Regions from separate parts of the Homo sapiens genome. Here region 2 is linked to region 1. The links are chromatin loops, found by intact Hi-C in ENCODE. Cell type or tissue: IMR-90. All regions are shown on one strand. Each heading gives the region's core, and the rest is flanking DNA. Links, peaks and the distances in the headings are about the cores only. Region 1 holds the start of LOC105374541 (a long non-coding RNA gene). Region 2 holds the start of LOC124900689 (a long non-coding RNA gene).

Region 1 (9,640 bases), core at 2,693-7,692:
TTTTATTTCATTGAGCAGTGGTTTGTAGTTCTCCTTGAAGAGGTCCTTCACGTCCCTTGTAAGTTGGATTCCTAAGTATTTTATTCTCTTTGAAGCAATTGTGAATGGGAGTTCACTCATGATTTGGCTCTCTGTTTGTCTGTTATTGGTGTATAAGAATGCTTGTGATTTTTGTACATTAATTTTGTATCCTGAGACTTTGCTGAAGTTGCTTATCAGCTTAAGGAGATTTTGGGCTGAGACAATGGGGTTTTCTAGATATACAATCATGTCGTCTGCAAACAGGGACAATTTGACTTCCTCTTTTCCTAATTGAATACCCTTTATTTCCTTCTCCTGCCTAATTGCCCTGGCCAGAACTTCCAACACTATGTTGAATAGGAGTGGTGAGAGAGGGCATCCCTGTCTTGTGCCAGTTTTCAAAGGGAATGCTTCCAGTTTTTGCCCATTCAGTATGATATTGGCTGTGGGTTTGTCATAGATAGCTCTTATTATTAGAGACTAGGATTGCAACCCCTGCCTTTTTTTGTTTTCCATTTGCTTGGTAGATCTTCCTCCATCCTTTTATTTTGAGCCTATGTGTGTCTCTGCATGTGAGATGGGTTTCCTGAATACAGCACACTGATGGGTCTTGACTCTTTATCCAATTTGCCAGTCTGTGTCTTTTAATTGGAGCATTTAGTCCATTTACATTTAAAGTTAATATTGCTATGTGTGAATTTGATCCTGTCATTATGATGTTAGCTGGTTATTTTGCTCGTTAGTTGATGCAGTTTCTTCCTAGTCTCGATGGTCTTTACATTTTGGCATGATTTTGCAGCAGCTGGTACAAGTTGTGCCTTTCCATGTTTAATGCTTCCTTCAGGAGCTCTTGTAGGGCAGGCCTGGTGGTGACAAAATCTCTCAGCATTTGCTTGTCTGTAAAGTATTTTATTTCTCCTTCACTTATGAAGCTTAGTTTGGCTGGATATGAAATTCTGGGTTGTAAATTCTTTTCTTTAAGAATGTTGAATGTTGGCCCCCACTCTCTTCTGGCTTGTAGAGTTTCTGCTGAGAGATCTGCTGTTCGTCTGATGGGCTTCCCTTTGTGGGTAACCTGACCTTTCTCTCTGGCTGCCCTTAACATTTTTTCCTTCATTTCAACTTTGGTGAATCTGACAATTATGTGTCTTGGAGTTGCTCTTCTCGAGGAATATCTTTGTGGTGTTCTCTGTATTTCCTGAATCTGAATGTTGGCCTGCCTTGCTAGATTGGGGAAGTTCTCCTGGATAATATCCTGCAGTGTTTTCCAACTTGGTTCCATTCTCCCCGTCACTTTCAGGTACACCAATCAGACGCAGATTTGGTCTTTTCACATAGTCCCATATTTCTTGGAGGCTTTGTTCGTTTCTTTTTATTCTTTTTTCTCTAAACTTCCCTTCTCACTTCATTTCATTCATTTCATCTTCCATCGCTGATACCCTTTCTTCCAGTTGATCACATCGGCTCCTGAGGCTTCTGCATTCTTCACGTAGTTCTCAAGCCTTGGCTTTCAGCTCCATCAGCTCCTTTAAGCACTTCTCTGTATTGGTTATTCTAGTTATACATTCGTCTAAATATTTTTCAAAGTTTTCAACTTCCTTGCCTTTGGTTTGAATTTCCTCCTGTAGCTCGGAGTAGTTTGATCGTCTGAAGCTTTCTTCTCTCAACTCCTCAAAGTCATTCTCTGTCCAGCTTTGTTATGTTGCTGGTGAGGAACTGCGTTCCTTTGGAGAAGGAGAGGTGCTCTGCTTTTTAGAGTTTCCAGTTTTTCTGCTCTGTTTTTTCCCCATCTTTGTGGTTTTATCTACTTTTGGTCTTTGATGATGGTGATGTACAGATGGGTTTTTGGTGTGGATGTCCTTTCTGTTTGTTAGTTTTCCTTCTAACAGACAGGACCCTCAGCTGCAGGTCTGTTGGAGTTTGCTAGAGGTCCACTCCAGACCCTATTTGCCTGGGTATCAGCAGCGGTGTCTGCAGAACCTCGGATTTTCATGATCCACGAATGCTGCTGTCTGATCGTTCCTCTGGAAATTTTGTCTCAGAGGAGTACCCGGCCGTGTGAGGTGTCAGTCTGCCCCTACTGGGGGGTGCCTCCCAGTTAGGCTGCTCGGGGGTCAGGGGTCAGAGACCCACCTGAGGAGGCAGTCTGCCCATTCTCAGATCTCCAGCTGCGTGCTGGGAGAACCACTGCTCTACTCAAAGCTGTCAGACAGGGACATTTAAGTCTGCAGAGGTTACTGCTGTCTTTTTGTTTGTCTGTGCCCTGCCCCCAGAGGTGGAGCCTACAGAGGCAGGCAGGCCTCCTTGAGCTGTGGTGGGCTCCACCCAGTTCGAGCTTCCCGGCTTTTTTGTTTACCTAAGCGAGCCTGGGCAATGGTGGGCGCCCCTCCCCCAGCCTCGCTGCCGCCTTGCAGTTTGATCTCAGACTGCTGTGCTAGCAATCAGCGAGACTCCGTGGGCGTAGGACCCTCTGAGCCATGTGCGGGATATAATCTCCTGGTGTGCCATTTCCTAAGCCCGTCAGAAAAGCGCAGTATTTGGGTGGGTGTGGCCCGATTTTCCAGGTGCCGTCTGTCACCCCTTTCCTTGACCAGGAAAGGGAACTCCCTGACCCCTTGCGCTTCCCAAGTGAGGCAATGCCTCACCGTGCTTCGGCTGGCGCACGGTGCGCTGCACCTACTGTCCTGTGCCCACTGTCTGGCACTCCCTAGTGAGATGAACCCGGTACCTCAGATGGAAATGCAGAAATCACCCGTCTTCTGCGTCGCTCACACTGGGAACTGTAGACCGGAGCTGTTCCTATTCGGCCATCTTGGCTTCTCTAAAAATATATATATTTTCAAAAGAATGGAAAATAGGCCAGTCATGGTGGCTCCTGCCTATAATCCCAGGGCTTTGGGAGGCCGAGGCGGGTGGATTGCTTGAGGCCAGAAATTTGATACCAGCCTGCGCAACATGGCAAAACTCTGTCTCTACAAAAAATACAAAAATTAGCTGGGTATTGTGGTGCATGCCTGAAGTCCCAGCTACTTGGGAGGCTGGGGTGGAAGGATCACTTGAGCCAGGGAGGCCGGCCAAGGCTGCAGTGAGCCTTGCAGTGCCACTGCACTCCAGCCTGGGCAACAGAGTAAGGCCCTGTCTAAAAAAAAAAAAAAGGAATGGAAAGAAAATCCAGAAAAGAATATCTCAGAAGCAGAATGATACAAACAGGAAAATTTAAGAGCAGTTAAGTGAGATGTAAGTTGGCTGAATGTGATTCAACCAATCAGTAATTTTTGTTAACTGTATTTTCATGAAATGATAATTTATGCGACCTTAAGAAATAAGATTAAATGATATTGGCTCTCATTTTAGGTAATGCATATTTAAGCAATAGGCAGCACTATCAAAAAACAGGCTTGGGTTTGAATTTTACCTTCAGTACACGTCAGCCATCAGACAAATCTTAATGCTTAATCTTTCTGAACTTCAATTTTTCCATCTCTAAACTGAGGATGATAATGCCTCCTTTGCACAATTGCTTCAAGGATTAAAGGCATTGTACGCAAAGCACCTAGTAAGGTGCCATGTAGCAGAAACTCAGCTAGGGGTGGCTGTTGTTTTGGCTGGTGGTGGTGGTTTATATTAATACGTGATCTTGTGGCTTGAGCATTAGACTTGGAGTCGAAGGACCTGTGTTTGCGCTGTGCCTCTTCCATTTAGTAATGAGATATTGTTGAAGATATTTAGACTTATTCATCCTTAATGTCATCACTTGTAAAAATGAGTATAATTTCTCTTCCTATTTTTGTTTTGAGTTTCACATGAAATATTTCTTAAATATAAATGTCATATAAAATAGAATATCACTACCACTAAGTCCTTGAAAACTAATCGCCTAGGTTAAAACATAGACATGTCACTGTACAGTATACAAGGTGTCACTGTACAGTATACAAGGTATCACTGTAATGAGAATATGGGGTAGAATTTTATCTATATTTTCAGAAGTCCTGCACAATAAAAAAAAGTCTCAAATTAGTTGAGCATGGTAGCATGTTCCTATAGTCCCAGCTACTTGAGAGGCTGAGACAGGAGAATCTTTTGAGCCCCAAGAGTTAGAGGCTGCAGTGAGCCGTGATTGTGCACTCCAGCCTGGGTGACAGAGTGAGACAAATTTCAAATTAAAACAAGAAATGTATAGTTAGCATAAAGGAATAATTCTCAATTTTAAGGAAGAGGACACATTTGAACAGGCTTACGATAGTCACAAAGGACTGTCCACTCCTGGGTGACATCAGAAAGGATCAACTGCCATCTGTCTGGGTCCTTTATTAGAGCATCCAAGATTCGTAAAGCTCAGAGGGAGTAGAGATAGTACAGCCACCCGCTGTGTGACAGAAGAGGAAACTGAGGCCCACAGAAGTGCAGTGACTTCATCACAAGGCCACCACAGCAAAAGGGGGCTGAGGAGTGGACCTGCCACCTGCCCCTGTCATCAGCAGGCTCGGGGTTTTGCATGACTACACTGTTAGGTCCGTTCTGATGTATATGCCATGGGCTTTAGGTCTCTGGATCCGGTAAGTGGGAAATACTGGAGAGCAAATCCAAGGCTGCCTGCTAAGCTGGAGGTTAAAATCGCCCCAGACTGTTTCAGTGTAAGGCCGGAGGGCAGCGAAGGCTGGAAATCCACATCGTCAAGCTCCTTCCATCCTTGTGCATTGATGATATCATCCAGGAAACATTTCAACAACATGGATGGAACTAAATGTCTTGCCAGGTGGTAGCTCGTGATATATACAGACAGCCCCTGAGTCACAAAGAAAGACTACAGAGGTCCCATACATACAAACAGCTGCCGCCATCCGCCTGGCCCCCACCACCCTGCAGCTGCCGTGGGCTGTGTGAAAAAAATTAAAAAAGAAAGAAAGGGATAGAAAAAAAATTTGGACCACTTGCAGATTCTAGACATTCAGAGGCAGAGGAAGGGGAAAAGCTGTGGAAACAGGAACAGCATAAGGGAATAGACTCTTAGGATAAATTTTCTGCCACGGGCGATCTAGCAGCAATCCCCTCTGTCTCAGCCCTGAAAAGTCTCCTCCTGGGAATAACTGTCATTTCCTATCCACACTGCCAGAAATTTTATCAATGTAGCGTTCTTTCCTCAAAAGCCTTTTTGGAATAAGGAAAGTGGGGAATAAATTATAATTAATTTTAACTTACCACTAGAAATCTCTTTTGGAATGTCACTCTCCTTTATAATAATTAATATCTACCTCATGGGGTTGCTGTGAAGACAAACTGGACTTTTAAAGTCCTTAGAACTGTGCCCGATAGATGGTATAACTCTGAGAAGTGTTATAAAAGCACTAGCTCTCTAGATAATTACAATGATTCCCATTTTACAGGTGAGAGAACTGAGGTTGAGAGAAGTCATGTTACTCTGCCTAGACTACATAACTTATATGTAGAACTGGGATTCAAATCCAGGTCTGTCTTTCAATCCCACAATCCTAACCACTGTGCTACACATAGTCATATGCCTGGCTTTGGAGGTGGGGGCAAGTGAAAGGATATTAGGGGCAGTCGTTCACAGGTTAGCAAGAATTAACTGTCAGATTGTTTTCCTACTGAAAATCAACTGAGCTCAGCCACACTCAGAAAATGGGAATTTTGTTGAGTGAGCAGGACAAGTAGGTTATTTGGAAAAGAACTGGGGTAAGGGACTACAGTAGGGTATGTTGGGATTTTTTCTTTCTTTTTTTCTTTTTTTGAGACAGAGTCTTGCTCTGTTGCCCAGGCTGGAGTGCAGTGGTACGATCTCGGCTCACTGCAACCTCCATCTCCCAGGTTTGAGCGATTCTCCTGCCTCAGCCTCCCGAATAGCTGGGACTATAGGCATGTGCCACCATGCCCGGCTAATTTTTGTATTTTTAGTGGAGATGGGGTTTCACTATGTTGGCCAGGCTGGTCTCGAACTCCTGACCTCAAGTGATCTGCCCACCTCGGCCTCCCAAAGTACTGGGATGACAGGCATGAGCCACTGCGCCCGGCTTGCAGTAGGTTTTGAGTAGGAAGTTTGGAGACGAAGATGCTCATAGGTGGGAGATACAGACAAAAAAGGGCAATTTGGAGAAAGCTGAAAACCAACACTGACCTATGTGAAATTTTATTTACGTCTAACCTTACACCCAGGAGATGGGGAAGATTTCTATCTTTCATCCCACCCACGACTCCAGATAACTTGGTAGGCTACAAGATGGGTTAAATAAACTTTTGTGGGCTGGCTGGAAACATAACGCTTCCACTCCCATTTGTAATGCATTTCTTTGGGGAAATGCGTGCTGAGTTCCAAACAAATGACTTGTAATTTAATACAACATGTGTATACTCTGCATCTCCACGGGCTGGGCACTGGACTAGGTGCTGAGCATATTAAAATAAATAAAGCAAGGTCCCTGCCCTTGGGCAGCCGGAGCCCTGTGAAGGAGGGAGATATGTGAGTAGCTAAGAGACAACGTGATAAGCGCAATAGGAGAGGTGTGTACAAAGTACCGTAGGGAAGCACTGAGGAAGGAGACTGGGAAATTGCTTTTAAATGAACTTTTGGAATCCAACTCCTCTGAAAGCTGGTAGCTGCAAGCAATGCGTTAGAAGTTACAGGAAGGACGCACTTACCATTTAGTACTGAATGAATTCATTCTTCAACAGGACGGTTGCTTGCTTTTTCCTTGGCAAGCCGTGGTATCAACACCTGTGTTTTTTCCCAAGAAGTGGGAGAAAGTGATGATTGTGTGGACTCTGAACTCAGACAGCTCGGGCTTGAATCTGACTTCCACTTACTAGTGAGATGACCTTTACCTAAGTCTGCTTCCTTATCTCTAAAATGGGGCCAATGCAAATACCTTATTTCTAGAGCTTCGGGGAGGACTTCCTCTGGTGACTGACACGGCGTAAATTTCTCACTCAGCTCTGGCTACTGTTAACCGAATGATAAGGCAGGAATCCCTGGCTTCAGATAACTTTATGCATTAGAGCTGTGTTTCAGAGACATAGTTTTAAGTGATACACAGATGAGCATTTTTATTTTTACTTATTTATTTATTTGAGATGGAGTCTTACTCTGTTGCCCAAGCTGCAGTGCAGTGGTGCGATCTCACCTCACGGCAACCTCCGCCTCCCAGGTTCAAGAGATTCTCCTGCCTCAGCCTCCTGAGTAGCTGAGGCTACAGGCACAAACCACTATGCCTGACTAATTTTTATACTTTTAGTAGAGATGGGGTTTCACTATGTTGGCAAGGCTGGTCTCGAACTCCTGACCTCAGGTGATCCGCCCAACTTGGCCTCCCAAAGTGCTAGGATTACAGGCTTGAGCCACTGTGCCCGGCCCAGATGAGCATTTTAAAATTTCAGAGCCTATATTAATTTTCATATATTGAGGGAGAAATGTATATATATACACACATATATGTACACATATATATGTGATCACATCAAACCGTAGATTTCATAAATATTGCTGCTTAAAATAAATTTTTCTTAGAAAATTATGGGAAATGAATTCACTTAAAGAAAGCTAGTAAACAAGAGAAGGGAAAGGGATATGAGAAAAAGACATGGCAGAGATTTGGAAATGCAGCCTATGATGGCCCCTCTTCATGTGTTTTCTCATTGTAATGAAATCCAAAACTTTCCTCTATGACTCTGAGTAAAGGCACCATTTTCTAATGCCTGAACTAAAGGGAAAGTGCATCTGAATAGCAGAAGAGAATGTCTTCTACAGAGCCACGCTTTCTTGGCCCCAGTTTCAATCCTGGTGGAAAAATTTCCTGAAGCCGACGACAGCTGAGCTCCCCGCCTGGAATTCGGATGCTCAGAGGAGGGAAATTATACCCTGAGGTTCTGAGGGCTCCTGGGCAGCTTGTGATGTGCATGACTCGGGAGAGCAGACCTGCCACCTGCCCACCTCCACCCTACAAGCTGGGGGAGCTTGAGCTGGGGGGGGGATTTGAGTCTGGGGGAGGCAGCAGGGAGAAGCCACAAAGAGGGAGCAGAGAAACAAAGAAAGGAGCAGGAGTACAGACCCGCATCACATCGCAGGTTTCCCGCAAGTTGCAGGGAGGTTTCTGGGGCACCCAGTTACGTTTACCCCTTTTGTGTAAAAATCACCTCCAGGAAAGTCCCTGTTTCAAATGTGCACCACAGTGGCCTCTGAAGTCAATGGAATGATCGTGCCTAGATGGGGTTTCCCTGGGGTTGGTGTCCCCATTAGGGCTCCTTCTGGCCCTGTGGTGTCACTCCCACTGACAGACCTACATGCAGCAAACACAGCGTATTCAAGCACACACACCAAAGGACACTATTCTCCATGGTCTTTGAAGGTGTCCGTGAGGCAGAGGTTTAGCAGTGTGCCAGCGCTGTGTTTTGTACTCTCTTACTGTTATTGGGTAAATGCTCTCCCTATCTGAGCATCCTGACCTTCCCTCCACCCACCTGCTCACAGTCTTCATTCCCTCTGATATGCAAGGGGCAAGGTGTTACGCACCTTCTGGGATCCACCCTAAGAGGGAAAGGTGTGGAGAAAAGTGAAATCACTGAGCCCCTGGGCAGGGCTTTCGGGTAAATCTCTTCATTTTAGCCTCAAAAATAGGGTTGTCAGATAAAATGCAGGACACCCAGTTAAACTGGAATGTTAGATAAACAACAAATAATTTTTTAGTGTAAGAATGTCCTTAACACTACATGGGACATACTTAAACAAACAAATAAAAAGTTTGTTTATCTAACATTTCAGTTTAACTGGGTGTCTGTACTTTTCTTTGCTCAATCCAGCAACTATACTCAGAAACACCCCACTGAAGCTGGCTCTATTATTCCTATTTCAAAGGCAGGGAAGATGGGTCTTATGGAGACAAAGCAACTTGCTTGTGAGTGATAGAGCGGAGACGGGATTTTCAACCAGACTCACTGAGTTTAAAACCAGTGCTGGTTTCACAACACCACACAAGAATCCAAGTCTTAAAGTAAGGAGGTTGATGGGATGCTAATGGGGGAAACTGAGGCATGCTCTAAGGAATTTGGGGGGATTCCTGAATGCCTTGTTCAGAATGTAGCTAATCACTCAGTAAACAGCTGCTGGATGTAATTGAATTTAATTATCACCGTGCTTGCTAACTAAGACTGCTCCCCTCCTGTAAACACTCAAGAAAAGCCTTGTTTCTCAAGCCCAGCTGACGTCCCCCTTCAACACTATGCTTCAGCGCTTGGAGGCAGGCACTTCCCCACGTATATAGGCAGTGGTAGATGAGATCATGGGACATAGCTCCAAGAGAAGCTTCGAGTCACATTACATTCGTTTAACACAAGGAGGAAACCCACAAGGACTGAAGGAATGGGCTGGCCCAAGGCCTAAGCCAGGCCTGTCTTGGCTGGACCACCTTCAGAGCTCAGCGTGTGCAGCCCAGTTGCCTTGCTTGAACCAGGCTGCCTTGCCAGACCTTGAAGATGTCTATCTGCACTTCAGTCAACATTCTTTTAGGGGTGCAGAAGCTGCAGTCATAGGGTGAGGGAAGGAGTGTCCTGCTAGAACCTTTTCTTGTCTGAAGATGAGATGATTCAGTAAATGTAAAGTTGCCATGAG
Region 2 (9,640 bases), core at 2,861-7,860, 150 kb before region 1:
CAGTGAATCACTTGCTGAATGGGTTTCTCCTACAGGCCGTGAATACTCCCATGGGTCAAGAAAAGAACAGGGTCTTAGTTTGGGCAGACGGAAGTTTTCCTCCCCTCTTAGGGACCAACAGGCACTTGGATCTGTACTATGAGAGGACAAGAAGCCTGGAAAATGTCATTCTGAGGGAGGTTCATGGCCTCTGGTACCATTTTCGAGACATGGGTTCAAAGGTTCTGTGTCACATGGCATTCTGCCAGGGAGGTGGGAACTCTCAGCTCAAGCAGTAGGTGAAAAGCCCTCTCTTGTTTAAGCTTCAGTTTCCATAATTTTTGACAGGATCTCATGGGAAGAATTTAGTGGCAGAAATAACTTAGCGGAGATCATCCCTTCCTGGGGTGGGAGTCTTAGTGGCAGTTACCAGCAGAAAAGCTAATGGGGTAACCCGAGAAATCTTCCTGGAGGAGGAGATGTTGGCTGAATCATCGATCAGCTCATATCACTGAGCCAAATGCTTGTCATTGGCTTTGGGGGGGCAACGTAGGGCCCACAGTTCCCCTCATCATCCTCAGAGTTGACACTCCCCAGTGCCTCACAGAGATGATTTCAGGGTTCAGAAATTCTGACTCCCAACCCCCTTGGGTCCACTTCCCCTCTTATCATGCAGGCCATCTCCCCGGTCTTGGCTTACCCTGTGACCACACTGCATTCTCCTTCCACATGCCCTGACACACGCTCTGAAATGCCAGGGTTCTCATGAGTCCAGCCTGCCAGGAGCAAGGCTTGCCAAAGCTGTGTCCCAGCCAAGCGGGTGGCCTGCGGAGTGAGCCATAGGACTGCATTCAGCCCAGTTCCAAGCTGGAAGGTGAGGGCAGCCTCCCAACTATTTCTTCCAACCTCAGAAACGATTCAGTGCTGGCAGTTCACACGAGGTCCCCCTGACATCTCCAGTCAGGAATGCAACTTGCTGTGGATTCTGAGGCAAAGAGAAGACCATTAGGAAGGAGGGAAGTCATTAGCAGATGGGATGACCGGCATGCATGAGAGACACATCTGCCTTTCCCTGAGGTGCCCAGGGGCTTGTGTGTGGAGCCTTCTGGGACTCTCTGACCACTTGAGACCCAGAAGATCAAAGGTCTGGTAGCCACGGCCCGCTTTGAATCCATAATTCCTTGCCTCTCACAAATGAAGGGAAGAAAAGTTGTCAGGAGGCAAAGCTGTAGCTAGCAGTTTGGCCAACATGCATGGATTGTAAACATTATTTAGTAAAAGCCTTCAAGGATGGAAGAGAGGAGTCAGGAACTCTATTCTTGACCATCTCAAAGCACTCTTGACCTCAAGGGAACTCCTGCTGCAGACTCCCTGCCCTTAACCTTCAGTCCTGCTCCATACATTTTTGTATCCTCTAACACGCCCCTGATGTGGCCTGGCTGACAATTTCTGCTGGCTGCTACCCCCCAAACCAGGGCTGGCTTGGCTCAATACACAGAGGGCACTCTGGGTTCTAGAGCATGTATTGGCTGGATATATAGTATATATAGTGATCCCACTGGTGGGTAGAGGGTACTCGAGCAGTGCTTCTCAAACTTTCATGTGCCTAGATTTATCTGGGGCTCTTGTTGAAGTGCAGATTCTGATTGAGTAATTTTGGGTGGGCCCAAGATTCTGCCCTTCTAGGAAGCCCACAGTTGAGGTCAATACTTCCAGTCCACGACTATACTTGGAAAAAGAAAGTGCTAGAAGGCTCAGCAGCTACTGCTGTGAGATCAGGACTTGCAATTCTTGTACAGAGGTCCAAATAGCACCCTCATTAAAAAGACCAGATGCCTCCCTGCCCTCATAGCTGCAGTCACTTAGCTCCCACCAGAAGGCCCAACTCCTCCCCAAACTCAGGTACCCAATATCTTGAGAGATACAAAGGGGCTGTGGGGGTTGTTATTCCCCCTCTATCCACTTCACCCTCCTATTCTCAGTGTTAGATTCTCCTCTACAACCTCCCAGCTTCCTGGGTTGACCAGCCTCTCTGCTTCACCCTCCAGTGCCAGGCCACAACCTGCCTGCTGGTGCTATGGGATGAATGTGCATCCCCCAAAGTCATATATTGAAGCTCTAATCCCCAATGACTGTGATGATGTTAAAAGGTGGGGTCTTTGGGAGGTAATTAGGTTTACATGAAGTCATGAGAGTGGAACCCCTATTCTGAAATTAGTGCCCTTATAAGAAAAGAAGGAGACCTTCTCTCTCTGACATGTGAGGACACAGCAAGAAGGTGGTCATCTGCAAGCCAGAAAGAGAGTCCTTACCAGAAAACTGAATCAGCAGGCACCTTGATCTTGGACTTCCCAGCCTCCAGAATTGTGAGAAACTAATGTTTGTTGTTTAAGCCACACAGTCTATGGTATTCTGTTATAGCAGGCTGAGCTGACTAGGATACTTGGAGTGCCTGGTCCCTTCATGGGCAGCACTAATTAATGAACACAGAGTTCTCCTCATTCCTGCAAGACTACCAGTGCCTCCTTTTCTGGCCCCGGCTAGAAAGAGCAATCTCTGCCTTTTCCATGCTGCTACTATTACCTGGAACATATAACCATAATATTAGTCACGGTGTGATTGCGATTCTGCATCTACATAATTGTCACTTCTGCTATCCTTGAGGGAGGAAATAATAATGCAGAGCTGAGCACATAATGTATATTCATTGAATCAATGATGCTGTTATTCCTGGTCCCTCTTCCTTGGGAGGCCCCTCCCTCAAATCCTTGGAGACAGTCACTATGTCTATCCTGTAGGGGACTTTTCTGGTTTAATAGCTCCAGTTTCTCCAACCCCAACCAACTTCTCCATTTAGAAGTGTTTAAGACACTAATTCTCAAGTTTGGCTGCTTGTTGAAATTAACAGGGGAGTTTTAAAAATACTGAGTCTAACCCTCAGAGATTCTGATTTATTTGGTTTGGAGTGTGACCTGGCCATCGGGATTTTTTTTAAAAAACCCAATGCTGCTAATATGCAGCTAGGTTTGAGAGCCACTTGGAGTCAGGAATTTTAGGTTCCTACCCAGCACTTTAGTCTCCAGACAGCAATGCTGTCCGGCCTGTTCTAATCATAGGTCCCCCAGTGTGAGTGAACAAGCTCTTACCTTGATCTTGAAACTAGTTCTTTCTATGAAGAGAAGGCACAGGGCTACACTAGCAAGGGACCAGAGGCTGGCATGAGACAGACCCACCATTTAAATAGGCATGACTCGAAGCAATTGTCTCCACCTCTCTAAGCCTTCGTTTCCTTACCAATAAAATGGGATCATGGTGTAGTCAGTTTCTACTGGATAACAAACCACCCCAAAACTTAGTGGCTGCGTTAGTCCATTTTCACACTGCTGATAAAGACATACCCAAGACTGGGCAATTTACAAAAGAAAGAGGTTTAATTGGACTTACACTTCCACATGGCTGGGGAAGCCTCACAATCATGGTGGAAGGCAAGGAAGAGCAAGTCACGTCTTACGTGGATGGCAGCAGGCAAAGAGAGCTTGTACAGGAAACCTCCCCCTTACAATAACCGTCAGCTCTCATGAGACTTATTTGCTATCATGAGAACAGCACAGGAAAGATCTGCCCCCGTGATTCAATTACCTCCCACCAGGTGCCTCCCACAACACATGGGAATTCAAGATGAGATGTGGGTGGGGACATAGCCAAACCATATCAGTGGCTAAAAGCACAAACATTTATTCTTTCACACAATTCTGTGGGACGGCTGGACAGTTCTGGTCTGGATGGACTCACCTGGAGCTAGATGGTCTAGGAGGGCCTCCTGCAGATGTCTGGCCATTGGCTTGACATCAGCTGGGGTGACACAGATGGCTTGGCTGGTGTCTGTGTCTCTCATCATCAGGCAGGCCATCTCAAGCTTGTTCATCTGGAGGTCACCAGGTTCTGAGGGAGTGAGCCTCAAGATACTTTTCAAGCCTGTTTGCTAATGTTCCATTGGCCAAAGCTAGCATAGGGACCAAGGGGAAACTTCCCTTTCACTCTCTTGAGGCCTGCTGAAAATCAACTGACAAAGAAGGCAGATTAATAGGAGAAAAGACATACAAAATTTATTTTAATGTGCACAGCATGAGGGAATTGCAGAATATTACTCAGTATCTCCATGTGGTCCAGATTCTTATATAACTTTCTCCATAAGGAAGGGGGGAGATGGGAAATGTTGGTAATTCTTTTGAGGAGCAGTAAATGATTATTAGGGAGAATGAATGGACCCAGGAGACTGAAATTCAATTGTAAATTATTCTGTTTGGAATCTAAACAAACCTGAGAGACAGATATTATCTTATAAAAAGGTCTGTCCAGTTGTTGTTACATTACTCAGTCTTTGTTTCTTGATAGATAATGAGATTTCAGGGATGGGACGGGAAGCAATTGTTCCACTTGGTGGGTCAAGTCTTCATGCAGCTAAGGGAAAAGCCTCCTCCAGCATCCACTGGTCTCCAATGGCCTTGAATTTGAAATATTCATCATACCAGGATGCCATATTTTGGGGTGAAATTCTCTGGGCGTCTTCATTTGTCAAGGCCAGCCCAGAGCCATGTTTGTTGCAGATGTTTCCCTGCAAGTCATGCCATTAATTCATTGATTTCTCCTAGAGATTAATTCATTCATTCATGTATTCATCATAGAGGTGCTGGGTGTCTGCTACATGCCAGGCATTGTACCAGGTGCAATGAATTTTGAAACAAGCAAAAATAGACCCTTACTCCCAGGAGTTTTATCATCCACTGGGAGGGGCATGCAGGTAAATAGAACCCAGAAGTCAACTTGAACTTCAGATTTGTATTTGCATGTGTTTTCTCTGCTTTTGCCCGTTTCAACTTGCACACAGAAATCCTTCTCTTTAGAGTTCCGCATCAGACAAATGTGTCTGTAAGCAATATAGACTTTATGGGCAGCTTCGCAGGGGAAACAAGAAAAGGTAATATGGTACCCAGCACATCAATGGGCCATCGGGTCAAACAACCAGTCAGATGTTTCTGTTCTTCCAAAGTAAAGGTGTCCGAACTCTCTCTTGGAGGAGCCCCACCTTCAATAGTTCCCTCTCTCCCCTTCCCAGAACCTCCTTCAGAAGTACACCCCTCTCCTCTCTGTTATGCAAAGCAAAGCAGCTCTCTCCTGGCTCCCCCACATCAAAACATTTCTTCTCCAATTTACAAAATTAGATCCACCCTGCTTAGAAGTCAGGGTTGGAACCATCTTGTGCTATTCAATCAGGCACTTTGAGATCTTATCTCTTGCCTCCTGTCACCCAAAACAATTTATCAAATTGTTTATTCCAGCGTTCTCCCCAAGAAGATGTTTTGGAGTAAAAATTTTCTCCATCTTCTTCCGTTTACAACTATGTCTAAAATCAAGCATGTTGAATTTTGTGCAAGAGCAACAGGAAGGACTAATTTTTTTTTTTTTTTTTTTTTTTGAGGCAGGGTCTCAATCTGTTGCCCAGGCTGGAGTGCAGTGACAAAAATGACCTCTGGTTGTCCTCACTGCTTATTATATGCCAATTATAATGCCTTAGCAAGCAAAAGACACACCCACGAATGTCACGACAGTTTACAAATGCCATGGCAACATCAGGAAGTTACCCTATATGGTCTAAAACGGAGAAGAACACTCAGTTCCAGGACTTGCCCACTCCTTCCCCAGAAAACTCATGAGTAATCCACCCCTTGTTTAGTATATAATGAAGAAATAACCATAAGTATACTCAGTCAAGCAGCCCACACCACTGCTCTGCCTATGGAGTAGCCATTATCTGTTTGCTTTCTTAATAAACGTGCTTTCACTTTACTCTATGGACCCGCCCCAAATTCTTTCTTTTTTTTTTTTTTTTTGAGATGAAATCTTGCTGTCGCCTAGGCTGGAGCACAGTGTCGTGATCTCGGCTCACTGCAACCTCCACCTCCAGGTTCAAGCAATTCTCCCTGCCTCAGCCTCCCAAGTAGCTGCGGTTACAGGCGCCCACTGCCACTCCTGGCTAATTTTTGTATCTTTAGTGGAGACGGGTCATGTTGGCCAGGCTGGTCTTGAAATCCTGGACTGAAGTTATCTGCCCACCTTGGCCTCCCAAAGTGCTGGGATTACAGGCATTAGCCACTGCACCCAGCTCCCAAATTTGTTCAGGAACCCTCTTTTGGGGTCTACACTGGGACCTCTTCTGGTAACATTACCATAAGTGCCTTTTCTAGTTAGCTAACAGGAGGATAAAACAGGCCAAGCCTTCACCTATTCACGGCACATAGAACAAGAAAGAAAAAACAGTGGCCGTACAGTTTCCATTGTTCCCCCCAAATGTCTGTATGTCATTTATTACCTTGGTTTTGTTTGGCAGGGATGTTGTTGTTGCCTTTCACATGCTTTCGATCTAGACTAATCTCGGCACTCAGATGTCCCTTTGGCCTCACAGAGTAGGATGCCTGGAATCAGAACAAGCCGTGGAGTGCAAAGAAATTCCTCAGTCATGACTACATTATTTTGTTCTTCGTATCAAAAGCAAGCTAGGTGAGAGAATTCATTCATCTTTTACCACACTGCAAGGGACAGAGGCAATTTTTCTCCCAGGATTCAGGACTAAAGTAGATGATCTTCTGGACTTCTCTGTGACATTTCACTGAAATTGCATTTCACCGAAAACAAACAAGCAAACAAAAATCTTCCTTTTGAGAAGATAATCCCCAGAAGTTAAAAGAAAGAGTAGTAGTCCAGTTGGAAGTTGCAAAAAAATGTAAGTACACATGTCATTTGAAGGGGTGCTTGTGTATGTGTGTGTGTGTGTGTGTGTGTGTGGACTCTTTCAGTTGCAAGATAGAGCAACTCAACTACAAGTGGCTTAAACAAAATGGGGGTTTTATTTGTATTATAGAAAAGTCCAAGATAGATCAGTCTTCAGTCATGGCTGGATCCAGGTGCTCAGATGATGTCATATGAGTTCTTATCCCTCTCCCTCACTCATCTCTGGTTCAACATGACCACCAGCAGCCCCAGACTTACATTCTGCCAGCTAGACACATCCCTGGGGGAATGTGTGCTTCTTTCCCAGAAGTCTTTTTAAAAGTTCCAGGTTTGCATCTCAATAGCCCAAATTGGATTTAGTGTCCATCCCTACACCAATATGGGTGCCTCCAATTGGCCAGGCCTTGATCACACACTCCTGAAGCAGGGTGGGTTAAGGCAGACTCCAACCAAACTACATGGACTTTAAAAAAAAAAAAAAAGGATGATATTACCAGAAAGGAAAATGGTTTGGCAACAGCAAAGGATGCCTGTTACAGTGGAATGTGTATGTAATGGTGAAATAAATAAGAAGAAGAAAAGAAAGGCAGCTGGTAGGATGCTGGCAGAGGGCAATGAGCAGGTCTGTCCTAAGTGAACTCGGGTCGGCAGGCTTAGTTCTCAAACCGGTTGCCTTGATTAATGGTAAAAACAATAACATTTCAAGACCTGAAACACATCTCCTTAAATTTCATCAAAGTGTCCAGTAAGTGCTGATGTTTACGGATGTCACCGTCACCCAGGGTTGCTGTTTCCCCTGGACAGCCGGGTAAGCAGGCAGCTGTCTATCAGGACTAAATGAAAGAGGTTCGAAAGCCAATGCAGAAAAGTCGAGAACTTGGCTTGTGCAGTGCATCATAAAGGAAGGAGGGAAGAGGGAGAAGCCTTGGCAATTTGTTTTTAATATTTTTGCTTGTTTTGGATGCCACGAAAGCCTCATATATTGGCTCTTGACTAATAAAAACAGAGGAGAAGCCAGGCTGGAAACCTGGCTGTGTTTCCGTGCACAATTAGGTTTGTTTGTTTAGGTCTCTTTTTATTTGTTTTCAGATGACTCAGATATGAATACTGCAGGCCTTTCAAAGTGAAGTGTTCATATGTGTATTTTAGGTCTAGGGCTTCGCCAAGTGCAGAAAGACTTGGCTCCCTGAGGTTATTTTCCTATCCAGGGGTTTTTCAAACTTTCAAGTGGAGCTGAAGAATGCTGCTGCAAGCCAGGTTCTTTTTCTTAGCAGATCCCAGCTTGGGGTTGTAGGGGGGACAGGGATTGCAAACATACAAACACAAAAATCCCCAAACAGTGCACAAGGGCACCCATTGTGCTGATCCCGGCACTGCCTCTCCCTGATGGCTTTACCATCTGCATACTTCCGTCATCTCTGGAAACCTCTTCACGAGTCTGCCTCCCTTTCACCAGACAACCAAGTCCAGAGGTGGACTCTCCTTTCCTCTCTATCTGGATCTGTGTATAAACTGTTCTGCTTTCAAGATTCTCCTTTTTCATCGCTATAATTTGGAGTCTGAAGCCTCCTATAAAATGCAGAGATATTTACAATCTGGGAAGCTGCCAAGCATCTGGCTGAGCTCCTACCCCTAAGGGTGGTGTCTCCTGCAGGAATGGTTTGCTTCTGGCCAGTTGACCCAGCTTCCAGGGCCCTGGGAAGGGTCTAGGGAGAGGTTGAGCAGTAGTCTTTCTCCCCAGGATGAGCAGGATGCAAACCAGGCAATGATGAAGACCACTCTGGTCTCCTTTCTTGGAGATGAGACTTCTTTCCAGTATCCCTGCCTCTGCATTGATGAATCAGAGAATAGGGACAGCCTGAAGTGGTCCCAGCTGTGTTCAAATACTCAGGATCTATATAGGCACCAGAAGCAGGTTTCCTAAGCTCCCTGGAAGCTGGTCACAGCCTAAGAGTCTCTGACAGCCTCCCTAGCTCACAGACCACGTGAAACGGAAGACACTGACCAATGCATTAGCCAGAGAAGCACTTTCCTATGTTATTCACTCCAGCAAAACGTCTGGTAGCCAAGATTGCATTTTTCAATGCTCCTCTCCCTCTGAATTTGCCCCTCAACTCTTCTGCTTTTAAGACGCTCCTCTTTCAGTGTTGCAGCATAGAGGCTGACGCATCTGAAACTTTTAGGAGAAAGATTTATTCTGTCAGAATTCACATATTTCAGGAATGTCTTTTTTTTCCCCAAACCACTGTCTTCCAGAACTGTATCCTGGGGTCAAAGAAAAAATCGGTCCAATCTTGCACCTTCCACACCTACACTGCTGTGTCAGCACAGGCAGTGATTGGAATAATGGCCCTGTGTCATCTCAGCAGACACTGAGATAAGGATTTGAGTGCAAACAGTTTAGTCGAGCGGCGAGCCCAGGAAGCAACTCAGTGGGGAGATGACCCTGAGCGACTGGACCTCAATCCTGCTGGGGACCCTCTAAGAGGAGGAACAGTGGAATATGCCCGTGATTGTCCCACTGAGGGACAAGGAAGCTGGCTCTTAATGGTTGAGGGTTTATCTTGGCATCTTAACTCCTGGGCACTTCCAAGTACACTGCCAATCAGGGAACATCTTCAGGCAGAAGAGATGTAGAACTTTCCAGAGGCCACTTCCAGGGTAGGCTGAGGGGATTTGGGAAGGGCACCAGCCATGTCTATGGAGTCTTCTATACCCTAAGATGACATAAGGAAAGGACCAGTCATCAGAAAAAGACTGTGCAGTCCTTACTCCACCGTGCCTGCTGAGGCAGGGAAGTGGACTGCACTAGTTGAAACAACAGGGCTAGAAAGCAAAAGGTTTGAGTTCAACTCTCAGTTTGTTGTCTATT

The links. A loop is a pair of places that touch in the nucleus more often than their neighbours do. Peaks named below come from ENCODE experiments on the same cell type or tissue, not always from the same donor. Only the 100,000 strongest peaks of a DNase experiment are listed, where the experiment ranks them.
Region 2: a loop joins it to region 1, with 2.7 times the contacts of the local background. A loop is called at or near these places in 1 of 110 quality-filtered maps.

What each region holds. Positions count from the first base shown.
Region 1 is chr4:26,167,381-26,177,020 of GRCh38, forward strand. It overlaps LOC105374541 (a long non-coding RNA gene), which reads right to left and starts at 6,830. Exons shown (of 6, transcript XR_925507.4): 1 at 6,679-6,830. It also overlaps a transcript of RBPJ not described here. RefSeq lists an enhancer at 8,092-8,271. In IMR-90, for the core only: no CTCF peak of the experiment used is centred there; DNase peaks (open chromatin) are centred at 4,741 and 6,411; H3K27ac peaks cover 2,575 bases.
Region 2 is chr4:26,014,648-26,024,287 of GRCh38, forward strand. LOC124900689 (a long non-coding RNA gene) reads left to right here and starts at 6,550. Exons shown (of 2, transcript XR_007058093.1): 1 at 6,550-6,760. In IMR-90, for the core only: no CTCF peak of the experiment used is centred there; DNase peaks (open chromatin) are centred at 5,684 and 6,464; H3K27ac peaks cover 273 bases.